3 separate regions of the Homo sapiens genome follow, and regions 2 and 3 are each linked to region 1. The links are chromatin loops, found by intact Hi-C in ENCODE. Cell type or tissue: heart left ventricle. All regions are shown on one strand.

Region 1 (2,500 bases):
GAATTCAGCTATAAAGAGGCTATATAACAAAATGCCTTATAAAGTACAAGGTATGACTTTTGTAGAAGATGATAAAAACACTTTTGAAAGTAAAAACTAGGGAGAGAACAAATACTGAAGCATTAATATCGATGTTGTTTGCGGCCTTTCATTTCCAGTCATTTCCATTTGCAAAGTATTAATTATAACCGTGATTAAGTTTGCCTTGTAGATTGCATTTGGATGAACTCTAAGGCAGATGTGCAGATTCATTATTTTATATCTCAGTTAATTTACATGTCCCTAGGAAAGCACATTAAATCATACAACTCATCTTTCATCAGAGTTGAACACTTGTATTTATTTGTTTTAAATTCGTATCTTCATGCAAAGCCATTGCCTTCCATCTCCCTAAGTGAGAACTGTATTTTATTTTTCTTTCCCAAAGAAACAAACTCAGGAATCTAATAATGAACCCAAATTGGTTTACTGGGAAAGGACAGGGAAACAAATGGAGATGCTGTCCAAGTATGCTGCCACCCAAGGAGAACCCTGCTCCCAAGAAGTCGTTTTATTTCTAAGCAAATTGTCCTGAATATATAAAGCTCACAGGCCCTCTTCCAAACCACAATTTTCTCTCAGCAGGACATCTGAAATGGAATTGTGATTGCTGCCTGTGCTATCCCTCAAGTCTCTCTCATCCGACACAGAACCCAGCCTAGTTAAGACGGTCAAAATCCCAAGTTTGGCTTCCCTATTTAATGTGTAAAATGTTTCCTTTTTTGTTTTTTGTTTGTTTGTTTGGAGATGGAGTCTCGCTCTGTCGCCCAGGCTGGAGTACAGTGGCACAATCTTGGCTAACTGCAACCTCTGCCTCCCGGGTTCAAGCGATTCTCCTTCCTCAGCCTCCCAAGTAGCTGGGATTACAGGTGCCCACAACCATGCCCAGCTAATTTTTGTATTTTTAGTAGAGATGGGGTTTCACCATATTGGCCAGGCTGGTCTTGAACTCCCGACCTTGTGATTTGCCCGCCTCAGCCTCCCTAAGTGCTGGGATTACAGGCCTGAGCCACCGTGCCTGGCAAAAATGTTTAAGTCTGATTTACATGGAGCTGGAACGTTTCCTTTGAAATTAAAAACCAAAAATCACAGATGACAGCAGAGGGCACCCTTCCCTCTCATATGCAGTTGACACTCTCACCACCTGGGGAAAAAGATTTTGTTTTTCTGGGTTTCTTGGGGTTGACAATGGACACACACTCCAGTTTGAGATGACACACCCGTTACTGGTTGATCCTGTCTCTCCCCATTCCATTTTCCTTTCCTCTCTGAGCTGACTGACCTTATCTTTGGGGAACCACAGAATAAAAGGAGTGGTTGCCGGCAGAATCCCTGAGGAATGTATTTTTTTCTGTACAGCTTGCAATGCTCCAGAAAGGACTAGAAGTCTTGCTTCTTTGTGGAGGCCTAAATGCGTAGTTGAGATTTGTGTTGGGTCCAGTCCCCCAATTATATTCCCCTAAGGGAAAGCAGACAGGAAGCTATAAAATTCAGAACATTCATGCCCTTAGCCTCCATTTCTCATTGTGCAATCTCCTTGTTTGGGACCCACACTGTTCCTGCTGTCAGCAGTAATGAATGCACACAGCACATGTTGGGGTCAGAATGAAGGATACTTGAGAAACATCAGTTTAGAGAATCGTGGGTGAATGTTAGCCCACATAATCTCCCCCAACAGAAGAGCTGTTTCAGCAGCAGCTGGGAAATGCAGTCAGCATCATGGCTAGAAGGAAAATGAGTGAAATTATTACAGAAAAATGGCAGATTCTAAATATTTTCCTACGAGTCCTTTAAGAAGCAATGCATATGAAAACATTTACTTCTTGGGTCAATATTTTATATTTAATCTAGATAAAATGCCTACTTCCTTTATCTGACTCTCCATTGTTTTTCACGATTGTGGTTTTGATCTGGACTTTTCATCCTGCCCCCAATAGCCCTACAAAGAGGGCTCAAGATTGCCAAATAAGGCAATAGGTTCCTGCCCATCACCACATGTGGTCATGGCTGGGCTATGTGTGGAGGCAGCCAAGGAAACAGGAAAACTACAACCTTTTTTGGAAAGTCTCCTGTCTTTCTGCCTGGAGAAACGTGAGAATTGCTTCAGTGACTCATTCCCTCAAGGTTGTGGGGAGGATGAATTTTGGCTTAAATGCCTTTTAATTTGCAGGTTTAATGGTGAAAGTTACCAATCAGAGCAGGGTATGTATTCATCATCATTCATTTAAAACCTTTTCTTTAATTTGGAGAGCCACCACGTAAGAAATGTTTTGAAGGTGAAACCCCGTCTCTACTAAAAATACAAAAAATTAGCCGAGCGTGGTGGCAGGTGCCTGCAGTCCCAGCTACTCAGGAGGCTGGGGCAGGAGAATGGCGTGAACCCAGGAGGCGGAGCTTACAGTGAGCCGAGATCGCACCATTGCACTCCAGCCTGGGTGACAGAACGAGACTCCGTCTCAAA
Region 2 (2,500 bases), 230 kb after region 1:
GTGGCTCACACCTGTAATCCCAGCACTTTGGGAGGCCAAGGTGGGAAGATCATTTGAGGCCAGGAGTTTGAGACCAGCCTGGCCAATATGGTGAAACCCCATCTCTACTAAAAATACAAAAATTAGCTGGGTGTGGTGGCACACACCTGTAATTCCAGCTACTCGGGAGGCTGAGGCAGGAGAATCACTTGAACCCAAGAGGCAGATGTTGCAGTGAGCCAATGAGCCAAGATTGCACCACTGCACTCCAGCCTGAGCAGCAGAGTGAGACTTACTCCAAAAAAAAAAAAAAAGAATCCAGGTTTGAGATCTCAATTGCCAGCTCATCAGGGTGAGGAGGTTACTGGGTCCAAGAGTCCTAGAACTCAGGGGAGAGGAGTTGGGAAAATAGGTTTGGTAAGAAGACAGATAATATTTGAAGCTATAGAGAAGTGAGTGTAAATGGAAAAGAATTGAGAACTTTATACTCTTGGCAACTCTATAATTTCGAGCTCCATTTTCAACCCCACCCTGCCACAGATTAGAGGCAACACATTAGAAATGGAAGAGGCTAGCGGAGACTTAGACTAGCTTGATTTAGCAGGAAACCCAGTTAAGTTTGAATTTCACATAAATAGTGAATAATTTTTAACTAAGTATGCTTTGGACATACTCATTTTGTCTCGCAATCCTAAACGGAGACCAACACCAGGGAAAGACGGCAATGTTTGATGATCATGATGTGTGCCTTGAGACACAGCAGATGAAACAATGCTTGACACCTTCTTTGAGAAGATGGGCAAATGTGCAGCATGTTTGAAAATGTATTTCCAAAATGAGATGTGTGACAAAGAGTTAAACATCCCTACAACAACCACAACCACAACCACCCCTGAAGAGGAAGCCTCAACCTCCCAATCCTCTATGCTAGCTACAAAACTATAGCTGAATTTTCTGGGCAACTCCATAGGCCTAAGGGACAAGAAAGCACCTTAGCAGATAGAAGATGTGAGAGCCCATTATTATAACTGGACAAGAAACTCAAAAGCTACAGTAGCTTTTATTGTTATGGCACAAGACACTTTAGAAACAGTTGATTTAACAGTTACTTTATGTTTTGTAGGTGAAGAAACTAAGACCTTGTGATGAGGTGTGCAAACAGTGGAGCCAGATAAAACCCGGGTCTTTTGACTCCTAAGCATAAACTACTCCAGGATTCACCAAGTGTGGGACACAAAATGAGAACACATAGAATATCATGGCCCTTGAGTTAAGCTGTCCTGAAGAACCCTGCTAGGCCATGCATGCTGAGTCATGCAGAGGGGGCCCCCAGGTGGCTCAGGGCAGTGTTCATTGCCTAACCGGCACTGAAGTCCTGTACTTCAATATTTTATCATCCAGTCAGACATGCTGGTGCTTACGAGCTGAATACTGACCTTGTTCCCAACCTATCTTCTATCATGCCTTCTTTTTGTAGGGTCTTGTCTCCTCTTGTCACAAAAACATAGAAATTTCTTTCCAGCACAAACTACCTAAAAGGGAAGGATAAACCAGATTGTCTGCTCTCTTAAGCATTTGTAGACAGACAACTTTTAAATAGAAGTGCATGCATGAGGTTCTAAAAGCTGTACAGGAACAGCAAGTCCCAGCCAGAGATCCTTCTAGAAAGAGAAACTCAAACTCCTGCTGTGACTATCGAAAATGAGAGTGTGGGAGATTTGGCTGTTGAGAGAAAAGCTGGTATCTTTGCTTCAGGTGAAATCGCAAGATTATGAAGTAAACTTAAAATAATCATAGAGTTGCATCCTCTAGCCTGGCTGGTGAAGTATGTTGAGTGTAGATTTAAGGAAGAAAGCTATGGAGCACACTTTGAGTGGCAAGTGTCTAATGAGTGTAATGACTGCCTAGAATATTTCATTTGTATTATCCTTGAATACCTAATCTATGGACTACACATATCATTTGACCCTAATACAAGCCTGATTTTAAAAAAACATAACACATATTATGTCTAGACTACAATCAAGCTTAAAAGTTTTACAAATTCCCTGGTTTTACTGCCTGTAAGTATGTATTTCTAAAATCTCACTTTAGGGAAAGGAAACTGGCGGAGGTGGAGTGGGGAGTGAAGACAGGAGAGTGTCTTTCTCTGCTGTATAGGAAATGGTTTGGTTTAATCTGAAACCACAATCACCATTTTATTCCATGAATCCCCAGTGCTCCTAGAACACTAGATCTTTTTCTTTCCAGTGCCCCTTCCCTACTGCAGTGGAAACTCCACCTGATATTCTTACCACCACTCTTTGTTCTTCTGCTTACTTCTGCCCACCCCTATCGTGCCCAGTTTGCATCGTTTTGTTTTCTTGCTGGAAATAATGAACTTCCCATTTCCATGCTACAGGTTGATTCTCTTTCATTTCTCAGTAGCCTTCACTTCTGTGTGTCATGGTTGGTTGCTTTCCCCCTACCTCAGGGTGCCTCTCTACCCATTAGGGACTAGAGTTCAAGTTTAACACTTTGC
Region 3 (2,500 bases), 370 kb after region 1:
CCCTGTCTCAAAAAAAAAAAAAAAAAAAAAAAAAAAAAAGAAGAAGAAGAGGGAAAAAAAAGAAATATATGAAGTAATTGGAATTCCTCTTGCTAGATAGGGATTTTCTTTAGGTTATAAACAAAAAATAACAATCCCTTTGAAGCCATATTTTCCGAAGTCATTATCGTTTGTATAAATGGTATACCCTTTGATGGATTCTTCAACAGATATTAATATTTTAACTATTGTTTTCCACATTGGTGCTTCAAAAATAAGCTATTCTTTTGCCCACTAAATACCATTTCCCAAAGCAAAAGCAAACAGACAAATTCATAACAAGGTGAAAATGTCTGTAGCAAATCTAGTCTTCCATCCAAAGAGAAGTGGCAGCTTTTATGAAATCATAACCTTCTCCCTTTTCTTGAAGAAAGGAAATTGCTCTGGGTCAGCAGGTGAAGAAATGGATACTCTCCCTTCTTAACTTACAGAGTTAACCAGCAATGTACAATTCAAAAAAGGGAGGCACTGACTGCTGACAATGGTCAATATAAGCCTGTGTAGTCCCGTAGGCCTCTGGGAATAATTAGCTCAACAGTGGACTGTGAAACACACACTGCTTCCTTCCTGGTGAGTTCTGCTCTGAGCTCCAATTGCAGCCCAGTTGTCACCTATGGAGGAGGACTGGGGACATGTTATCAGGAAACTACCAGTAAGTAAAGAGGCAGAACTCTTAGGAGCAGGGTGTGATGTAAGGACTTTTTGGCAGGTGACCCTGTCCCTGCTATTTCTACCTCAAGTCTTTTTCTGTTGTCGTTTTTAACTGAGCCCATGAGCTGTAAAGGGTAATCAGGGATATGGACAGATGTTATAGAAGCTTGTAAGAAACTCTTTATCTTTTTTTCCCTCATTTGGTAATACTTTTGGGCTTGTCTGAGAGGCAGCTGAGTTTTCTCTCAATCAGATTGTCAAAGCCAAAATAAAGTATAGAGATGAATCTCTAAATTTAACATTTTATTTTGGGAAGCAGGGATTGCAGTTTGGGGCATACACACAGACTGGGTGGTCTTCGGTATGTCTGAAGAACAAAGAGAAGGTTGTGAGTTTTATTAGAAAAAGAGATGCTAATGTTACATTATCATTTTGAAAGAAAGCTTATTGGCACTAGAGAAGCTTTTGGGAGCTGGCAAGCTCTGATTGGTGAGTGGATGTCTGGGTGTTTGTCTCCTCCAAATCTTGTGTTGAATTGTGATCCCCAATGTTAGAGGTGGGGTCTGGTGGGAGGTATTTGGGTCATAGGGGGCAGATCCCTCATAAATGGCTTGGTGTCATCCCCTTGGTGATGAGCAAGTTTTCACTCAGTTAGTTCCAGCAACATCTGGTTGTTAGAGAGACTATGCCCTCCTTCTCTCTCTCTCTCTTGCCATGTGACATGTCTGTTCCCTCTTTGTCTTCTGCCATGAGTAAAAGCTTCCTGAGGCCTCACCAGAAGCCAAGCAGATGCTGGTGCCATGCTTGTACAGCCTGCAAAACCATGAGCCCAATAAACTTTTCTTTATAAATTACTCGGCCTCAGGTATTCCTTTTTAGCAACACGAAATGGACGAATACAGTGAGTGACTGTGGTAGGTAAAACCAGGCTTGGAGTCACAGCAGGTTGCTTCAGCAGCTGCTAGGTAAAACTGCTCTTCAGGTTTCAGCTGGCTGTTTCAGCAGCTGGGCTTGTAGAAAATTCAATTCTTGGAGCAGGGGCTATGTTCCCCAAGTTCTTTTTCCCCCTGGCCCTTGATGCTGATTTAGTTGGGCATGACAAGAATGACCCAATTTGTATAATCAGCTTTCACAAGATATCGCCTCTTACACGTGGCTGCAAACTGGCCATGTGGAGCACTTGCCCAGCCAGTTCTCACCATGTCATATGGATATTTTTCTAAATAGATTTTATTTTATTTTTGAGATGGAGTCTTACTCTGTTGCCCAGGCCAGAGTGCAGTGGCACAATCTTGGCTCACTGCAACTTCTGCCTCCTGAGTTCAAGCAATTCTCCTGCCTCAGTCTCTTGAGTGGCTGGGATTACAGGCGCCCATGACCAGGCCCAACTGATTTTTGTATTTTCAGTAGAGATGGGGTTTCACTATGTTGGCCAGGCTGGTTTCGAACTCCTGACCTCAGGTGACCTGCCCACCTTGGCCTCTCAAAGTGCTGGGATTACAGGCGTGACTCAACCACATCTGGCCCTTAATTCCTTGTTCTATGATTATAGCAGCATAGGTCTATTATAAACATTTTAGAAAACACAGGCAAGCATAAAGGAAAAAATATAAATCAGCTACAAATTAAAAGCCCAGTATAAACTCTGCTAACATTTAGTGTCCTTTCTTCCAATCTCATTCCCCAGTGTGTGTGTTTTTTGTTTTGTTTTGTTTTTAGTAAATACAGGTGTCTTGCTATGTTGCCCAGGCTGCCACAGTGGTCTTGAATTCCTGGGCTTAAGCAATTTACCTCAGCCTCCCAAAGTGCT

Evidence for each region. A loop is a pair of places that touch in the nucleus more often than their neighbours do. Peaks named below come from ENCODE experiments on the same cell type or tissue, not always from the same donor. Only the 100,000 strongest peaks of a DNase experiment are listed, where the experiment ranks them.
Region 2: it touches region 1 in a loop (5-fold over the local background); 12 of 110 quality-filtered maps call a loop at or near these places.
Region 3: it touches region 1 in a loop (4-fold over the local background); 23 of 110 quality-filtered maps call a loop at or near these places.

Annotation. Positions count from the first base shown.
Region 1 is chrX:13,487,013-13,489,512 of GRCh38, reverse strand. No RefSeq gene overlaps it. Among named protein-coding and RNA genes, the nearest start is that of EGFL6, 81 kb to the left of the region's middle. In heart left ventricle, a CTCF peak has its summit at 1,136 (motif pointing right); no DNase peak of the experiment used is centred here; H3K27ac peaks cover 2,052 bases.
Region 2 is chrX:13,253,432-13,255,931 of GRCh38, reverse strand. No RefSeq gene overlaps it. Among named protein-coding and RNA genes, the nearest start is that of LINC02154, 49 kb to the left of the region's middle. RefSeq lists an enhancer at 1,500-1,619. In heart left ventricle, a CTCF peak has its summit at 1,311; no DNase peak of the experiment used is centred here; H3K27ac peaks cover 158 bases.
Region 3 is chrX:13,113,786-13,116,285 of GRCh38, reverse strand. No RefSeq gene overlaps it. Among named protein-coding and RNA genes, the nearest start is that of FAM9C, 70 kb to the right of the region's middle. In heart left ventricle, no CTCF peak of the experiment used is centred here; no DNase peak of the experiment used is centred here; H3K27ac peaks cover 1,035 bases.